Regions from separate parts of the Homo sapiens genome. Here region 2 is linked to region 1. Evidence: read pairs that join two places in POLR2A ChIA-PET (ENCODE). Cell type or tissue: MCF 10A. All regions are shown on one strand. Links, peaks and the distances in the headings refer to the core of each region. The heading gives the core; the rest is flanking DNA.

What was found. Peaks named below come from ENCODE experiments on the same cell type or tissue, not always from the same donor. Only the 100,000 strongest peaks of a DNase experiment are listed, where the experiment ranks them.
Region 2: POLR2A ChIA-PET joins it to region 1 with 19 read pairs; 2 of 35 experiments call an interaction of 5 or more read pairs at or near these places.

What each region holds. Positions count from the first base shown.
Region 1 is chr20:47,121,721-47,130,055 of GRCh38, reverse strand. The region is part of intron 9 of EYA2 (EYA transcriptional coactivator and phosphatase 2); the gene reads right to left. Among named protein-coding and RNA genes, the nearest start is that of MIR3616, 41 kb to the left of the region's middle. RefSeq lists an enhancer at 3,819-4,332. In MCF 10A, for the core only: no CTCF peak of the experiment used is centred there; DNase peaks (open chromatin) are centred at 3,915 and 5,085.
Region 2 is chr20:46,950,635-46,958,969 of GRCh38, reverse strand. All of the region lies in intron 1 of EYA2 (EYA transcriptional coactivator and phosphatase 2), which reads right to left. Among named protein-coding and RNA genes, the nearest start is that of EYA2-AS1, 53 kb to the right of the region's middle. In MCF 10A, for the core only: no CTCF peak of the experiment used is centred there; a DNase peak (open chromatin) is centred at 4,339.

The DNA.
Region 1 (8,335 bases), core at 135-8,134:
GCCATCCTCATTTGATCTGATCCGTGGTGGGGGTTGGAGGGGGACATGCATGTGACTGGGGTGGGGGGCACAACTGCTCCCCTGACCTGAGGGCTCTAGCACTTCACCTGGTCCTTATACCCCAATTGCCTGATTTCTTCCAGGTTTTCCAAGGAGCAAGGGATTAAGAGATAGTTCCCCAAAATAATAATTCTTATCAGAGCTTTGCTGGTTGGATGGTCTACTATGCACCTGCTCCTGCGCTCAGCACTTTATTTGCATGTTGTCATTTATCTTATTTCCAAGGCACCTTCAGTCCATCACCAAGAGAGGGGGGCGGTGAGGGAGGAAGACAAGGAGCCCCTCTGTGTGCTGGGCCACTATAAAGGCAGCTAGCCTCCCTTGTCCCCCATGTCTGTTGTCCACACAGCAGCCAGAGTGCTCTTTTTAAAACAACTATCAGAGCTGTGCTTTTCACTTAAAACCCACTGGCTTCCCCTGGCCCTCTGAGTAAAGCCACCGTCTTCTAGTGGCCTCATGTGCTCTAGTAACCACCTACTCTTCCACTCTGCCTTGAATCTGCCAAACTTGCTCCTGCCTCAGGGCCTTTGCACATGCTGTTCCTCAGCCTGAAATCCCCTCTTCCCAGGCTCTTTCAGGGCTGGATCCTTTGTAACATTCCATTCCCACTTTCAATGCCAGAAAGGTCTTCTCTGACCATTCCCTATGAAATAAACTAACATACTCCTCCCCACTCACTCCACATCCCATTACTCTGTTGCAGTTTTAAACAGCATTTATCATTGACTGAAATGCTCTTATTTATTTATTTATAATTTTTTGTGCTTCTCCTCTAAGTAGGAGGCAAACTCCATGGGAGCTATTACTGTGTCCCTCATACCTAGATCAGAGCTTGAATGGCAGATGCTTGGTTAATTTATTTTCTTTTTTTGAGACAAGAGTCTTGCTGTGTTACCCAGGCTGGAGTGCAGTGGCATGATCTTGGCTCACTGCAACCTCCGCCTCCTGGGTTCAGGTGATTCTCCTGCCTCAGCCTCCTGAGTAGCTGGGACTATGGGCACATGCCACCATGCTCGGCTAATTTTTGTATTTTTTAATGAAGACAGGGTTTCACCATGTTGGCCAGGCTTGTCTCAAACTTCTGGCCTCAAGTGATCCACCCACCTCGGCCTCCCAAAATGCTGGGATTATGGGCATGAGCCACCGTGCCTGGCCATTTTTTTATTTTAAATGAATATATGAATATGTGTGAACTTTGTGTACATTATCCCATTTCCTCCTCAAAATATCTTTTCCCTGTTTTACAGATAAATCAAAACTCAGACTGATGAAGTGACTTGTCCAAGGTCACGCTGCCAATAAGTGGCAGAGCTGGGATTCAAATCTAGGACTGTCTAACTCAAGAATCCAAAATCTTAACCATTTTACTCATAAATATATCTTCATGGGAACTAGTAACATAAAATGAAATGATTTATTAGGAAAAAAAAGCTTAGGGCAGATAACCACCAGATTTTTTTTTTTTTCGTAAATGCCTGATTTGTAACTGTTGATGTCTACTTTTAATGAAACAAACAACATGTTTAATGACAATTACACTTCCAAAGTGAGGAGAAACGGCAGGCAGCTGCCACCTAAAAATCAGCCCTGATTCTTTTCTCAGGTCTCAGGCTGGCTTTCCTCTCTGATAACTGCAATGCTGGTCTTTGGAGGGGACAAAAGGAGAGCCCACAGGGTGGGAAACCGTCTCCCCTTATTGCTGTGGAGTATGTGTGTCTTTAATTTCCTGGACTTGATATGAAAAGGCAAAGCTAACTGGAAAATCCCTTCCTTGTCAGCTGCCATTTGCTGCCTGCCAAAGGCCGGGAATGGCTCTGCGGGAACCAGACACCTTGGCCGCGATTGGAAATCAGCTCATTTTAGCTGCCCCCGAAGGGCTCAGAACCATCTCTCTCTGCTCCCAGCCTTTCCCCTCACTTACTTGTAGCCCATGTCTTTCTAGGATGTCACCCTAGGAGTCAAAAACAGGTGTGTTTGTGAAAAGATTAACTTTAGGGCCTCTTTAGATCCATTAATCTTATCAAATGCAACATATCCAAAGATAATTTTCAGAAAACAGCAACACTCTCTGAATAATGTCTTGGTCTGTCAGCAACGCTAGCTGTCTGTTTCGCTCTTGTCAAGGGTCTTGCAGGTGGGATGCCACGGTCAGTCCTTCCAGATAGAAACACGAAGCCTACGGCCCTTGCTCTAAGAAGCTTGAATTCTGACATCTTAAGCATTGGACTCAACCCAGTCCCAGGATTAAGCCCTCCAGGACTGTCTGCTTATCTTTCCAGCTTCAGACACAGCTCTGAGCCCTTGGGGAGGAGAGTCTTGGGAGCCCCAAAGAGGCATCAGAGATCTCTGAACACATCCCTCAGCCCAAGGAGGCTCAGAGGGTGAAATTAGTTAATCTGCTTTGTGCTCTTCATACATATTTTCTTTTCTTTTTTGTTATCTTGGCTCACTGTAACCTCTGCTTCCCGGGTTCAAGTGATTCTCCTGCCTCAGCCTCCTGAGTAGCTGGGATTACAGGTGTGTGCCACTACAGCTGGCTAATTTTGGTATTTTTAGTAGAGATGGGATTTCACCATGTTGGCCAGGCTGGTCTCGAACTCCTGACCTCAGGTGATCCTCTCGCCTCGGCCTTCCAAAGTGCTGGGATTACAAGCATGAGCCACCGAGCTTGGCCACATAAGCATTTTCTTAAGGAAACTTGCATAATAAGTAGAGGTAGATGTTTGGGAATTTGGGGACTGTCTTCAAATATTCTTGTACTAACAATTTCATCCGTAACTAACTGTTCAGTTGAGAACAGTTAGTGGCACTTTAGATGTGTTTCTGAAGAATTTCTGGTGGCCTGGTTAACAAATTCACTAAGTTAATTAATTAACTTTTTTTTTTTATAAGAGATTCAGCCTAATTTTGAGGGGGTGGGGTGGGGACTGATGGGTGCATTAATATTGCTTTTGTGTGTTTACAAATTGCTTCTAGAGTGAGCATTTGAGCATTCTACAAGAATGAAAAGTCTGAGTAATTATATAAGAATGAAACATTTGAGGATTCTACAAATCAGGGTTTTTCCGCTTTGGCACTGTTGGCATTTTGAGCCAGATAATTCCACGTTGTAGTTCCATCCTGTGGGTTGTAGGAATTTGAGCAGCATCCGTGGCCTCTACCCACTAAATTCAGTAGCACGCCTACCCAGTTGTGACAGTCAAAAATGTCTCCAGACGTCACCAAATGTCCTCTGAGGGACAAGATCACCCCTAGTTGAGAATCACTCCTCTAAATGATTTTTAAAATAATGAAAAAGCTTGGTCCTTAGTGTTAGTAAATTAACTTTGGAATTACAGAGTGGGCAATGAAACTAACTTTCTAACTTGTTAATGAAACCAGCTTTCTAACTAAGAGATGAACTAAATGAAAAAAAACAAACCTAAGTCTCTCCCCGCCAGCTGAGTGGGAGGTGCCACTTTCTTGTCTCAAGGGGCAGCTCTGCCCAGTAGTTAGGACTGACTCCTGCAGCCAGACAGCTGGCTGCAATCTGCGCTCTGCCCTTATTGCTAGAAGGTACGTGACTTGGGACAGGCCACTTAACCTCACGAAAACCCACGGCATCTACCTCCCTGAGACAGGTTAGGGAGGTGATGGGTGGAAAGCACTTGGGATGCATGGGCGGCTTGCGGCAAGCACTACTAGCGGGCTAGTCATCCTTGTTCACAGAATCGCTTCTCCGGGGCCTGGTTGGTCACACCTAGCATTTGCACTGGGCTGCCCCTTTCTCAGGTGCCACGCGAAGGGAAGGTCGGGGGAGGCGTTTGGCCTCGCGCTTTGCAATCCCAGGCCCTTTCCTTTCTTAACACTCAGACTGCATTTGGGCTGGGCTTGTGTCTCCTTGGGGGCCTTGTCTGGGCTTGCAGACTGTTGCTGCAAAGTGCAGACCTGCCCGTCTGCAGACCTGCCCTCTCTGGAGATGTCTCAAAAATACAGGCAGCTTGCTGCCTGCCTTCGCCTCACTTTTCTTCTGTGTCAATTACCCTGACGTCCTGAACTTCAGGACACATGTGCTTCAGCACCAATCCTGGAATGGAGATCTCCTCCCCTCTCTCTTTTAAAGAAAAAAAAACACACACAAACACACAAAACACATCAAAACCATCACACTATCCAAGCCAACTGGGTCTTTAAAAAATCACCGCCAAGGAGCTGTTTACAAGTTGAACAAATAATTACTCTGCCACAAGGAAGAAAAGTATTAATTAAAGCTGTTCATTAAACCAGCTCCCTATTCTGTGGGGTTTATCTCTTGGAAGTGTCAGCCAGAGGTCAGGAATGGATTAACACACAACAGAGAGCTTTGCCAGTTAAATCTCCTCCTTGTGGTTAGCTTTTAATAATAAAGTTGTCATTAAAAGAAAGAATTTAATGGTTTTAATTGGGTTTAATTACTTGGAAACTTTTGGAAGGCAGATCAGCTTGTTTAAAAAAATTTTTTTTAGAGGAAGACAAGAAAATGATGCTGATAAAGAAAAAATAAGTTGATTCACATGTTTAAACAGTAAAGTTAAAAAAAAACTTGGCTTCTTCGACAGTTTTGTGGGAGAACACCAAAAATAGAAAAGATAATGGGTCTATCTGTACTAACAAGAACTTAACTGGCCAGGCAGGTGGCTCACACCTGTAATCCCAGCACTTTGGGAGGCCGAGGCGGGCGGATCACGAGGTCAGGAGATCAAGACCATCCTGGCTAATACAGTGAAACCCCATCTCTACTAAAAATACAAAAAAAATTAGCCGGGCATAGTGGCAGGTGCCTGTAGTCCCAGCTACTCGGGAGGCTAAGGCAGGAGAATGGCGTGAACCCAGGAGGTGGAGCTTGCAGTGAGCCGAGATAGTGCCACTGCACTCCAGCCTGGGCAACAGAGCAAGACTCTGTCTCAAAAAAAAAAAAAAAAAAAAAAAACTTAACCAAAAGACTGTAGGATACATTCCATCATCGCTGAATCACAAGAGTCAAACTCATGACAAATGATGAAATCATGGTCAAATTTAAGAGAACAAAGAAAGATGTTGAAACCGGTTCCTCTTTTGGGGTTTTGTGCAACTATTCAGCCTCTTAGAATTTTTTTTTTTTTAATCTTTGAAGAATGTTCTTTCAGCTGGACATGTCTAGCAGCTTTTAAAGTATTTTTCTAGGATATAAATTTAAAGGCAAAAATAACAAATAAATAGATAAAATGGATTGTGGATATGGAGTAGAGTGACCAACTCTCCTGATTTGCCTGGGATTGAGGGGTTTCCTGGGTCTTGGGACTTCCAGTGCTACAAGTGGGAAAGTCACAGACAAACCTGGATGAGATGATCACCCTAACAGGAGTCACTGCCCAGGGCTGAGGGGCATGTGGTGACATGGGAGATGGGTTTGTTTATGGAAAGTCATTCCAAGGACTCAGAACAGGGTTTGATGCCCAGCAAGTGCCCGCTGCTGCCATCAGCATTGACAACATCCCCATCAACACCACGTGCTTTCTGCTTATTATTAGTAGTCGTCACACTTCAGCACACTTCCTCAGATAGAACATCTTACATAACCAGCAATGTGCTTCTAAAGATGCAGCTCTTTAAAAGATACTATATGTATAGCACACCCTTGACATAAGTGACTCCATCTTAGAAAAAGACTCCATCTTACATTTTAAAAGTCATCAAGTCAACAAGAGTCCAGATGTCTACCTAATCAATAGAGACAACACCCAACCAGATAAGGGTGTAACCCTTTACCACCAGTCCTCACCAGAGGACTCAAGGGTCATAAAATGAGCAGGACCTCACCAGCTTGACATCTTAACACATTCTGTCTCACTGTCACTTGTCATCAGCACCCAGAATTTGAAGCTGAAGGCTCTGCCCAAATAAAGGACTCTTGGAAGATACTGGCAAGTGCCCGGATCAGGACTCTCTCCTTCTACATGTCACTCTCCTTGGACTGGTTCATTAGGCCCCCCACTCCCCCACCTTTTTTTTTTTTTGAGATGGAATCTCACTCTGTCACCCAGGCTGGAGTGCACTTGGCACACTGCAACCTCTGCCTCTTGGGTTCAAGTGATTCTCCTGCCTCAGTCTCCCAAGTAGCTGGGATTACAGGTGTGTGCCACCAGGTCTGTCTAATTTTTGTATTTTTAGTAGAGACGGGGGTTTCACCATGTTGGCCAGGCTGGTCTTGAACTCTTGACCTCAAGTGATCTGCCTGCCTCGGCCTCCCAAAGTGCTGGGATTACAGGCGTGAGCCACCGTACCCAGCCCGTTAGTCCCTTTTCATATCCCCTTTATTCTTGATGCCTAATGTTGCTGTTTGGCATGAAATTCTAATCTATAACATTTATATATCAATTAAGTATACTATTATGTATGGTTTGCAATATTGACTGACTTGTGGAGTGGTTTCAGCCTTTTGTGCTCATGGCCCTGACTACCAAGTGAAAGGGTAATATTAAGGAGAATTGCCTCCTTGGGAACTCCAGACAGGTCATTCTCTTGTCTTCCTCTAGCTAGTGGCTTTCATAACTGAAATAGCATCAGTGAAAGCCTGACCTTGTGGAAAGACATAAACGTGCGTGGACCTGGTTATATCTGACCTTGCCCCACTCATGACAATATTTTAATAATAATATATAGTTTCAAATAGCTAGAAGGAGGATATTAAACATTCCCAACACAAAGAAATGAGAAATGTTTGCGATGGTGGATATGTTAATTACCCTGATCTGATCATTATACTTTATATGCATCGAAACATCACCATGTACCCCATGAATGTGTACAATTATTATCTGTCAATTAAAAAAAAAAGTGTCATTTGCTTATCTACAAAAACTCTTTACTACATAGGAGGTACAGCTCCAAACACTCGACATGTATTAACTCATGTAATCCTCCCCCAGTGACCCTATAAGGTGAGTATTATTGTTATTACATCCATGCTACAGAGGTGAAAACTGAGGCACAGGAAGGCAAAGTGACTTGTCTGAGGTCACATGGCTAGGAAGTGGAGCTGTCTTTGGATCTGAGTAGTCTGGCTCTTGAGACCAGGGGTGGTGAACTTTTTCTATAAAGGTTTGGAAAGCATATATTTTAGGCTCTGTGGCCCATATGGTTTCCATCATAACTATTCAACTCTGCTGCGGTAGCACAAAAGCAGACATAGACAAGATGTAAACGAATGGGTGTGACTGTTACAATAAAACTTTATTTAAAAAAACAAGCTGGGGGAGTGGGGAGGGAGCAGATTTGGCCCATAGGATGGATGTAGTTTGCTGACCTCTGCTCTTGACCACTTTGCAATGCTGTCTCCTTGCTCTCAGATATTGAAAGTCCCTTGCCTCAAGGAGCTTATATTCTAATGGCAGAGAAGGGCATAAAAAACTAAGAAACACGCCTGTAATCCCAGCACTTTGGGAGGCCGAGATAGGTGGATCACGAGGTCAGGAGATCGAGACCACCCTGGCTAACACGGTGAAACCCCATCTCTACTAAAAAATACAAAAAAAAAATTAGCCGGGTGCGGTGGCGGGTGCCTGTAGACCCAGCTACTTGGGAGGCTGAGGCAGGAGAATGGCATGAACCCAGCAGGCAGAGCTTGCAGTGAGCTGAGATCGTGCCACTGCACTCCAGCCTAGGCGACAGAATAAGACTCCATCTCAAAAAAAAAAAAAAAAAAAAAACCAAGAAAATAACTAAGAAACATTTCATTTCAGAGAGTGACAAATGTTATGAAGAAAATGAAACATGATGACATTAATGTTAGGGAGATGATAGGGAATGAGGGGACTGTGGCAAACTGAACACCTGAGCCATTTATAGGGGGTGGTTTCTGGGCAGCTGCAGCCAAGTGATGCCATTTGGGATTGTGGGTGCAGCATGCCCAGATCTTCTGATTTTTCAAAAGAAACCAGAAAGCTGGATTTGTATGTGAAATATCCTGATTTTAAATGCTGGCAACAAATTTTAAAAGTAATAAAAAGGATATGTTTAAGGGCCAGGTGTGGCCTGCAGATGCCCTCAGTGTGATGTCTGGCCGAGGAAGGAGCTGGGGTTGGAGGGCAAGTTTGAGGGCTGGGCCAGGGAACTTGGGGCCTTGGTCAGCTCAGTTGGGTTTAGAATGGCCTTTGGAGTTCTGGGTCTGATCCCTTCTCTGCCACTTCCCAGCGTGGTAGTCTTGGGCAGAGCTTGTGTCCTTCTGGGTTGAATGGGGATTACTATGTTTAGCTTGCAGGTTCGTGTTGAAGACCAA
Region 2 (8,335 bases), core at 235-8,234, 170 kb after region 1:
CACAGAATCAACCTAAATGCCCATCAATGATATACTGGATAAAGAAAATGTGGTACGTATCCACCATGGAATACTATGCAACCATAATAAAGAACGAGATCACGTCCTTTGCAGGGACATGGATGGAGCTTGAGGCCATTACCCTTAGCAAACTATCACGGGAACAGAAAACCAAGTACTGCATGTTCTCACTTAATAGGTGCGAGCTAAGTGATGAGAATACATGGACACACAGAGGGGGACAGCAGACACTGGAGCCTATTGGAGGGTGGTGGTGGGAGGTGGGAGAGGCTCAGGAAAAATAACTAACGGGTACTTTATGGGTAACGAAATAATCTGTACTACAAACCTCCATGACGCAAGTTTGCCTATAGAACGAACCTGCACACGTACCCCTGAACTTAACAGTTTAAAAAAATGAGGGTTCCTCATGGACAAGTTGTCTCTCATTTCCATAATGCTACTATCTTCATACCAGCCATCAGTGAAAAACTATATAACATGTTCATGTTTTTTTTTCATAATTACACGTGAGCTCAGATTCATTTAAAAAATCACCAAACTTTATTGCAACCAGGCTCATTTTGTCTCCCTGCCTAAGTCATCCCCATCATGGCTCAGTTGGCGAGAAATGAGGGCATTTTCAAGGTTTGGTTAAAGTTTAGATTCTCTCTCAAAGGAGCAGGAGAGCCTGTGGGGAATGCTGGGCACAGGAACAACTTTGGAAAACTGTCCCCAGGCAGCAGCGTGGCAGGAGGCAGAGAGGGAGACACAGGCGCAGCTGAACCCATTTACCAGACTCGAGTTCTAGCTTAAGCAAAAAATGCCATCACTGCAAGCGAGGGTGTGATGGTGAGAATAAAGTGTTCCAGTGGATCAAGAGCTATTTCGGAGCCATGGTGATAAGTCTTAGCGATCAACTTTGATACAGCAGGGGAGGGATTGGGAAGAGGCCAGCAAGTCTTCCAGGCTTTCAGAGTGAACTCTGAGTGGATGGTAGAGCTCATGACCACTGGGAAGGCAGTTGGTAGGGAGAGCAGGGAATGTAGTTTGGGACAAATTGCAAGTTGAGAAGCTTATACATTTTATTCACAAGAGAGCCCTAGAACCCTCAGTGGATGCATTTCTTGTGGCTGCTGTAAGAAAGAAGCACAAACTTGGTGGCTTACAACAGAAATTTATCCTCTTGCAGTTCTGAAGGACAGAAGTCCAAACTCAGTATTGCTGGGCCACAATCCAGGTGTCTACAGGGCCATATTCCATCCAGAGGCTCCAGGTGAGAATCCATTTCAGCCTCTGGTGTCCACCAGCAAACCTTGATTTGTGGCTGCATCACTCCAAGCTTCAAGGCCAACATCTTCAAATCTCTGTCCTGTCTTCACATTGTCTTCGTGTGTGTGTGTGTGTGTGTGTGTGTGTGTGTGTGTGTGTGTGTGTGTGAAATCTCCTTCTGCCTCTCTCCTATAAGAACAACTGTGATCTCATTTGGGGCCAACCTGGATAATCCAAGATAATCCCCCATCTCAAGATCCTTAACTGAATCCCATCTGCAAAGTATTTTTGCCACATAAGGTGACATGTACAGTTTCCAGTGATAAGAACCTGACATCTTCCTGATATCTTATTCAGCCTGGTATTGACTAGTTTTTAGAGTGAAATTTTAGCAAGTGTGTATAATTGATAGGCTTGCCATTGATAGGCTATTAGAAGCAGTAAAGAAGGAGGAAGGGGTACAGTAACCCGCAGGGGTAAAGAGCTGACCAGAGGTCCCAAGGACATGACAGTATCATAGAATACTTAAAAAATACAAGCTTGCAATAGCAGAGGTGCATTTATTGAGTGCTTCCTACATACCAGGCCCTGTTGTAACTGCTTTACCTCAAGTAAGTCATTTAATTTTAGAGAAAGTGATATGGTTTGGCTCTGTGTCCCCACCCAAATCTCTCCCACCCCATATCATGGGAGGGACCCAGTGGGAGGTAATTAAATCATAGGGTTGGGTTTTTCCCATGCTGTTCTTGTGATAGTGAATAAGTCTCACAAGATCTGATGGTTTTATAAAGCAGAGTTTCCCTGCACATGCTCTCTTTTGCCTGCTGCCATGTAAGACATGCCTTTTGCCTTTCATGATTCTGAGGCCTGTGAGTCCACTAAACCTCTTTTTCTTTATAAGTTATCCAGTCTCAGGCATGTCTTTATTAGCAGCGTGAGAACAGACTAATACAGGCAGGGATGCTTATGTGCCCACCAAATCCAGATATTCTTCCTCCTGAACACAGATCTACGCTGCATTTCTCAGTCTCCTTGCAGTTAGGTCCAGCCAGTGACTGAGTTCCGGCTAATGGACCATGAGCAGAAGAGATGTGTGCAATGTGTAGGGCTGGCCATTAAGACCTTGGATACCAGACCCTTCCCTCTCTTTTCTCATCTACCTGCTGATTGGACTTGCCTCTGAGACACTATAGGGAGAAAGACCTATGCAATGGAAAGGACCTGGGCCCTTGGTTGACCACATGGAGGACACCCATCTACCAGGAACACTGTTACTGGTCCTTAGGTGAGAGATCCATTGTGACTGTGTTAAGCCCTGAGAATATAGGGTTTATTTGTTACAGCAGCTGACATTACCTTAACCAATACAGATCCTCTATCCATTCGATGGAATTTTATGCAGCTGTTAAAAACAATAAGTAGGGGTTATACCCATTGCTTTGGAAGCAATTCCATGAATATCACTGATGGGCAAAAAATCAGATGCTAAGCAGGTGTAATGTATTATTTTTAAAAAACAATCAGTGATTCTTCCTGCCACCTGCTCCCACAAAAAACCTAAACCAAACTAAACACCAAACCTGAATACATCTGTTTAGGAACACAAAAGTATGAAGAAAAATGTGGAAGACAAAAAGGTCAGGGGTTGGCAAGTTATAGCCTGAAGGCCAAATCTGGTGCACTTCCTGATTTTGTAAATAAAGTTTTATTGGAACACAGACACACCCACTTTGCTTACATATTGTCTAGGGCTGCTTTCATGTTATGATGACAGAACTGAGTAGTTGAAATGGAGATTGCATGGCCTGCAAAGCTATAAATATTTACTATCTGGCCCTTTACAGAAAAAGTTTGCCAATGCCTGTACTCAGTGATCAACATAGGAAAGATTAAGATTGTAACATATAAGCAACATGAACTACTATTAGTAACAAAGCAGATAAGATCTAGATGTACTAACAGTGAAAAAATGTCGAGATTATGAAAGTGGAGACTAGCAAATTGTGGTGTGTAAAATCTGATCCTCTTTTTGTAAAAAGAAAACTCTATGAATTTGTGGATGATTTTTATATTTATTAAAACATGTCTGCAAGGGTATATACCCAACAATTAACAGGGGTTATGTCAGAAAAGATCTATTTTTACTTTATATACTTCAGCATCATTTTATTGCTCTATGATAAGCATGTTAATTACTTTTGTAATTAAAAATGAAACCAAAAAAGGAAAAGAAAGTCACAAGAAACCTGAACCCCAAAGTGTGTAGAGGTTTCTGGTGAGGTGGCCTTTGTTCTTGAGTATAAAAGTGGTCCTTATATTTATTCAGATTCTCTAAGTGCCAGGTGTGAGGCCTGGCTGACACACAGTAGGTGCTCATTAAATAAATAATGACAGCTGGGCCCGGTGGGCCTGGTGGCTCACGCCTGTAATCCCAGCTACAGGCTGAGGCAGGGGAATTGCTTGAACCCAGGAGGCGGAGGCTGCGGTGAGCCGAGATCGCGCCATTGCACTCCAGCCTGGGCAACAAGAGTGAAACTCCATCTCAAAAAAAAAAAAAAATGACTGCATGAACGAGTGTGGAAGGAAATGAATAATGCAGCAAAAGAATGAAAAAGAAGAGAGAAGAGAATGAAAACCTGCCTTCCTCTGCTCACCCATCAAGCACCAGGAAATCAACTCAGGCTGAGAAAAGGCCTGCAGGACGTGCCGACATCCATTTTGACCTTACGAATGGCCAAAGATACTGATAGTGCTTCTTCCCTACTCCCAAAATCAAGGCAAATGACACACATGAAAAACCTCGAGTAAATTTTCTGCCAAAGATTTTCAGCTGCAGACCACCAACCCAGCTTCCCCTTGGCTCTGAGAATGCCTCGTAGTAAGAACTGACTGTTAGCAGAACCTATTTCCCTGGGGACGCAGCTCAGGGTTGACATGAACTCACAGTCTCGAGCAGAACGAAACTGTGAGGAGAGGTGGCTATCGGTGGCATCTCCTGGTGTTTGAGGAATGACGCACAGGGTTTCTTCACTTGCTCGGCTGAAAGGAAGGAGCATCTGTTTATGTTGTTGCTGCTGTTTTGACACTGGCCACTCATCGGCATGGTATTTGTGGAGAGAGGTGGCATAAAAACTGTATTAGTGTGTTCCCTCAAAGAGAGCGAGCTGCCAGGAGACTGCGTGCTACGCAAATCTTTTGTCCACAAACCACAAGTCAAAATGAGTTGGAATTTAGAGAGAAACACAGCTGTGTGGGTTGAGACATTGCTTCTTTACTGTAAGCTCCTAAATTTACCGATTTTATTTTTCTTATTTGCCCCCCTTCCTTCCTCCCTGTCTGTTTCCCTTCTTCCACAAATATTTATTGAACTTTTACTATGTGCCGATCGTTGTTCTAGGAGTGAGGCATGGAACAGCAAATTAAACAATGTCTCAGTCCCCCTGGAGATGATGCTCTAGTAGGGGTGACCTACAATAAACAGGAGGCGCTTAAATATTCATGACAGGGTGATCAGGGAAGGCCTCTCGGAGGAGGTGATATTTGAGCAGACCCCTGAAGTGGATGAGCAAGTGATGTGAAGAGGAGGTAGGAAAGAGCAACAGGACAGAGCAGCACATGCAAAGGCCCTGGGATGGAAATGAGCTGGATGTGTCTGAATGTCAGAAAGAAGAATCGTGTGGTTGGAACATGATGAGAAAGGGTCACAGGGAGAGAAGAACATGTCCAAGAAGTAGCCAAGGGCCAGCTCACACAGGGCCTTGTAGGCCCTGGGGAAGCTAAGTGTATTGGGAATTTGCTGGAAGGTTCTGAACAGGAGAGTGGCATGGTCATCCCAACGAGAGCTCCTTTGCTCCTACTTATTCACGCGATCTATGCCTATTCAAGGAAAGTTGGAAACCACAGAAAAGAAAAAGGAAAGAAAAATGCCACCCATGATCTTAGCATCTGTGCTGGTGGTTCTGAATGGCAGTGATTTTACTTCCCAGTGGACAGTTGGCAATGTCCAGAGACACTTCTGGTTGTCATAACTGGGGAGGGAGAGGAACTGGGGAGGGAGAGGCCAGGAATACTGCTAACCATCCTACAAGGCACAGGACAGCGCCATAAGGAAGAATTATCAGGCCCCAGTGTCCGTACATCTGTCCATACCGCTGATGTTCTCAAGGCCAACTCTAAACCTGTGTTTGGGGACATTTCTCCCACTTCCAACCCGGCTCATTCTAATCTACTTTCATTTTTAGTGTACATGAGCTCCTACCTAATCTTCTATGTTGATGCTTCCTTTCCACCGAACAGGAAAACATAACCATTCCCCAAGATTTTGTTCTAACACTACCTATGATGGTGTCACTTTCCTTAGCACTGAGGTTCCATAACCAGGTCCCATAACTCTTGGGTTAACCCGCGGAGTTCTCAAGCCCTCAGACCCCAGCATCCCCATGTGTAAAGTGGGGTTAACAGTACATCTGCCTCAGAGGGTAGTCATGAAGATGAAACGAATTAGAATATGTAAAGCATCAGTGACACACACTAAATATTATAGGAACATTTGCTATGATCACAACTCAAGTATCTCCCTTTCGTGTTTTCCAAGTTTTAATATTAGGAATAATGCTGTTAAAAGTATTTTTAAAGATAGATTTCCACGACTTCAAATATTGGGTCTCTCAGAGTGGGATGACATTTGAAAATTGAACTCTATGAGCTGTGCAAAACTGTCACAGGGTGAAATAGGAATGTTTCAGGAAGTCTCATTTTTCATGTGTTTAGATGTGCAACGACTCCTGATAGAGAGTTTCCCTGGGCAAAACACCTTCACTTTGCATCTTAAGATAATTGGGAATGCAACCTCTTACATAAAAGCATCCTTAGGGTGCCCTGCTTGGGATGCGGGGCTGATCTGGTATGAGGTTCTTATTTCAGCAAGCGTGGGCAACCCCTGCCCCGGGGAAGCCAGTGGGGCTGAACTCGCAGGCCTCAGCCTGCCAGGAAGAGCTCCAGGTGATGCCTCCAGGTGCGGGGTGGCCTGCGGAGGGGACCAGGCTTTACTTTTCCATTGTGTGCGGCCTCTGGACCAAACAGGAGCTCTAGCAAAATGCCCAACTCCCTCCTTATTCCGGTGGGTGCTTGCTCTGCCCTTCACTGTTCAGCAGAGGAACTAGAAAAGCACAGAGCTGCACAAAGGAGGTGCTCAACAAATCCTTGTTGAATGAATGAATGACTGATGAACAAACGGCCAAAGCTATTGATTCATCACACCGATTTCTAAAAGGAGGTTAAATGAGGCCAGCTTCTGGCTTGCTCAGAGTAAAATCTAAAGAGCCAAGCGCAACCCATGAGGCCCTGTCTGATCCCGCCCCTGACTTCTGGAGCTCAGATCCCGCCACCCTCCATCTCTCACACTGGCCTCCTAGTGGTGGTCCCTCAAGCCCCATCCCCCACCAAGCATGCTCTCCTTTCAGACATGCCCACGGCTCTCCCTGCCCCTCTCAGGCCTCTGCCAGAGAGACCTCCCTGACCACCCTACCTTAAGGAGGGTCCCTCACTACTCCTGCCCCATTGCTCGGCGGAGTTCTTCTCCATTGCATTTCTCACCCCCGGACACATTCATTACACACGTGCCTTTGTCTGTTTCTTGTCTGTCTCTACCCTCCAGAAACTATGATTCACAGAAAGAGAGACTTGTGGGCTTTCAACACCAATAGTCATGCCTGGTATAAGTAGGAGCATAATAAATATTTGTTAAGAGAGAGGAAGGAAGAGGGAGAGAGGGAAACTGACAATGTCAGGAGGTGGCAGAATTCTTCAGAGAGGCTCTGATGCTTCTGAATATTTCTCTGGGAACCCTGTTATCCCTGTTTCACAAATGAAGGAACTTAGGCTCTGAGAGGTTGAACTTGGCCCATCTGATCCTGAAATCCACACTCTCGCCCCCATCCTCTCCTGCCTGGGCCACAGATTAGTCACTTGAAGTTCAGATGACGAAAATTACCTGTATAAGGTCCCACAGCAGGTTAGTGGGGGAGCTGGGACAAGAATCTGAGTCCTCTGACGCCTGAGAGTGGTTTTATTACTCAGCTCCCTGGTGGCCCATGATGTAGAAGTGCATAGCCCGGTTGCCCTTCAGGGCTGTTGTGGGAACTTTGTTCTAATCCTCAGTGACTGGCACTCTTCTGCTTGTCCAGCAGACCCAGGATGTAGGTTATAACTGGTATCAACCAGAGTTTAGTTGCAGAGGGTAGAACCCACTACAGCTAGCTTAAGCAGGAAGGGGTTAATTCAGGCTAGCAAACGACTTAGAGAATTTCTGGGGAGGTTGGGGGCACAGACGCTAGGATAAGCTTTAGGGAATGCCAAAGCGACACCAGACAACTGGTTACTGCTACATGTGCTGTGACCAGAAAGCTGCTGGTTACAGAAAAAATCCCTCCATGATAGGCACCTTGTGGATATCTCTATCAGGAAACCATTCCACTAATGTGCCAGCCTCATGACCTTATCACACTTGCCAGAATCCTTACAAGCAACAAGGATGCCCTGTGCCCTGCGTGGCTGATGCTGTCACTACCTTGCCTAAATCCCTTCGGCAAATACCATTTCCATGAAAACCATCCAACTTCCAAACGGCAGCAAGTGCAATGTTTTACCTGAAGGCTCTTTCTGGCATATGTGGGGTATAAAGACCCCAGCTCCCTCACCCCTAAGGAGGGATTACTCAGCGGCACGTGTTATAAGCCCTTTCCCATCAGGGTGTAGCCTTAGATGCTCAGGGAGTAACCTGCTGGATCACACACCCTCTGTTACTTTCCTTCGCTTCATGCCTTCCTTCTTTATTCCCATTCTGGTGTTTCTTGGAGTCACCTCTTAAATGAACTATTGGCACTGGAGCCCTGATCTTGAGGTCAGCTTCTTGGGAACCCACACAAAGACACCATGCCTCTCAACACACATAAAGCTAGTGCCTGCTCGCTGGGGCCTCTGCTAAAGCTGTGCAGCAAGCCAAACTACTCCAGACTCTGCACAGTGACAGAAACAACCAACACGGCAGAGGCAATTTGAGTAC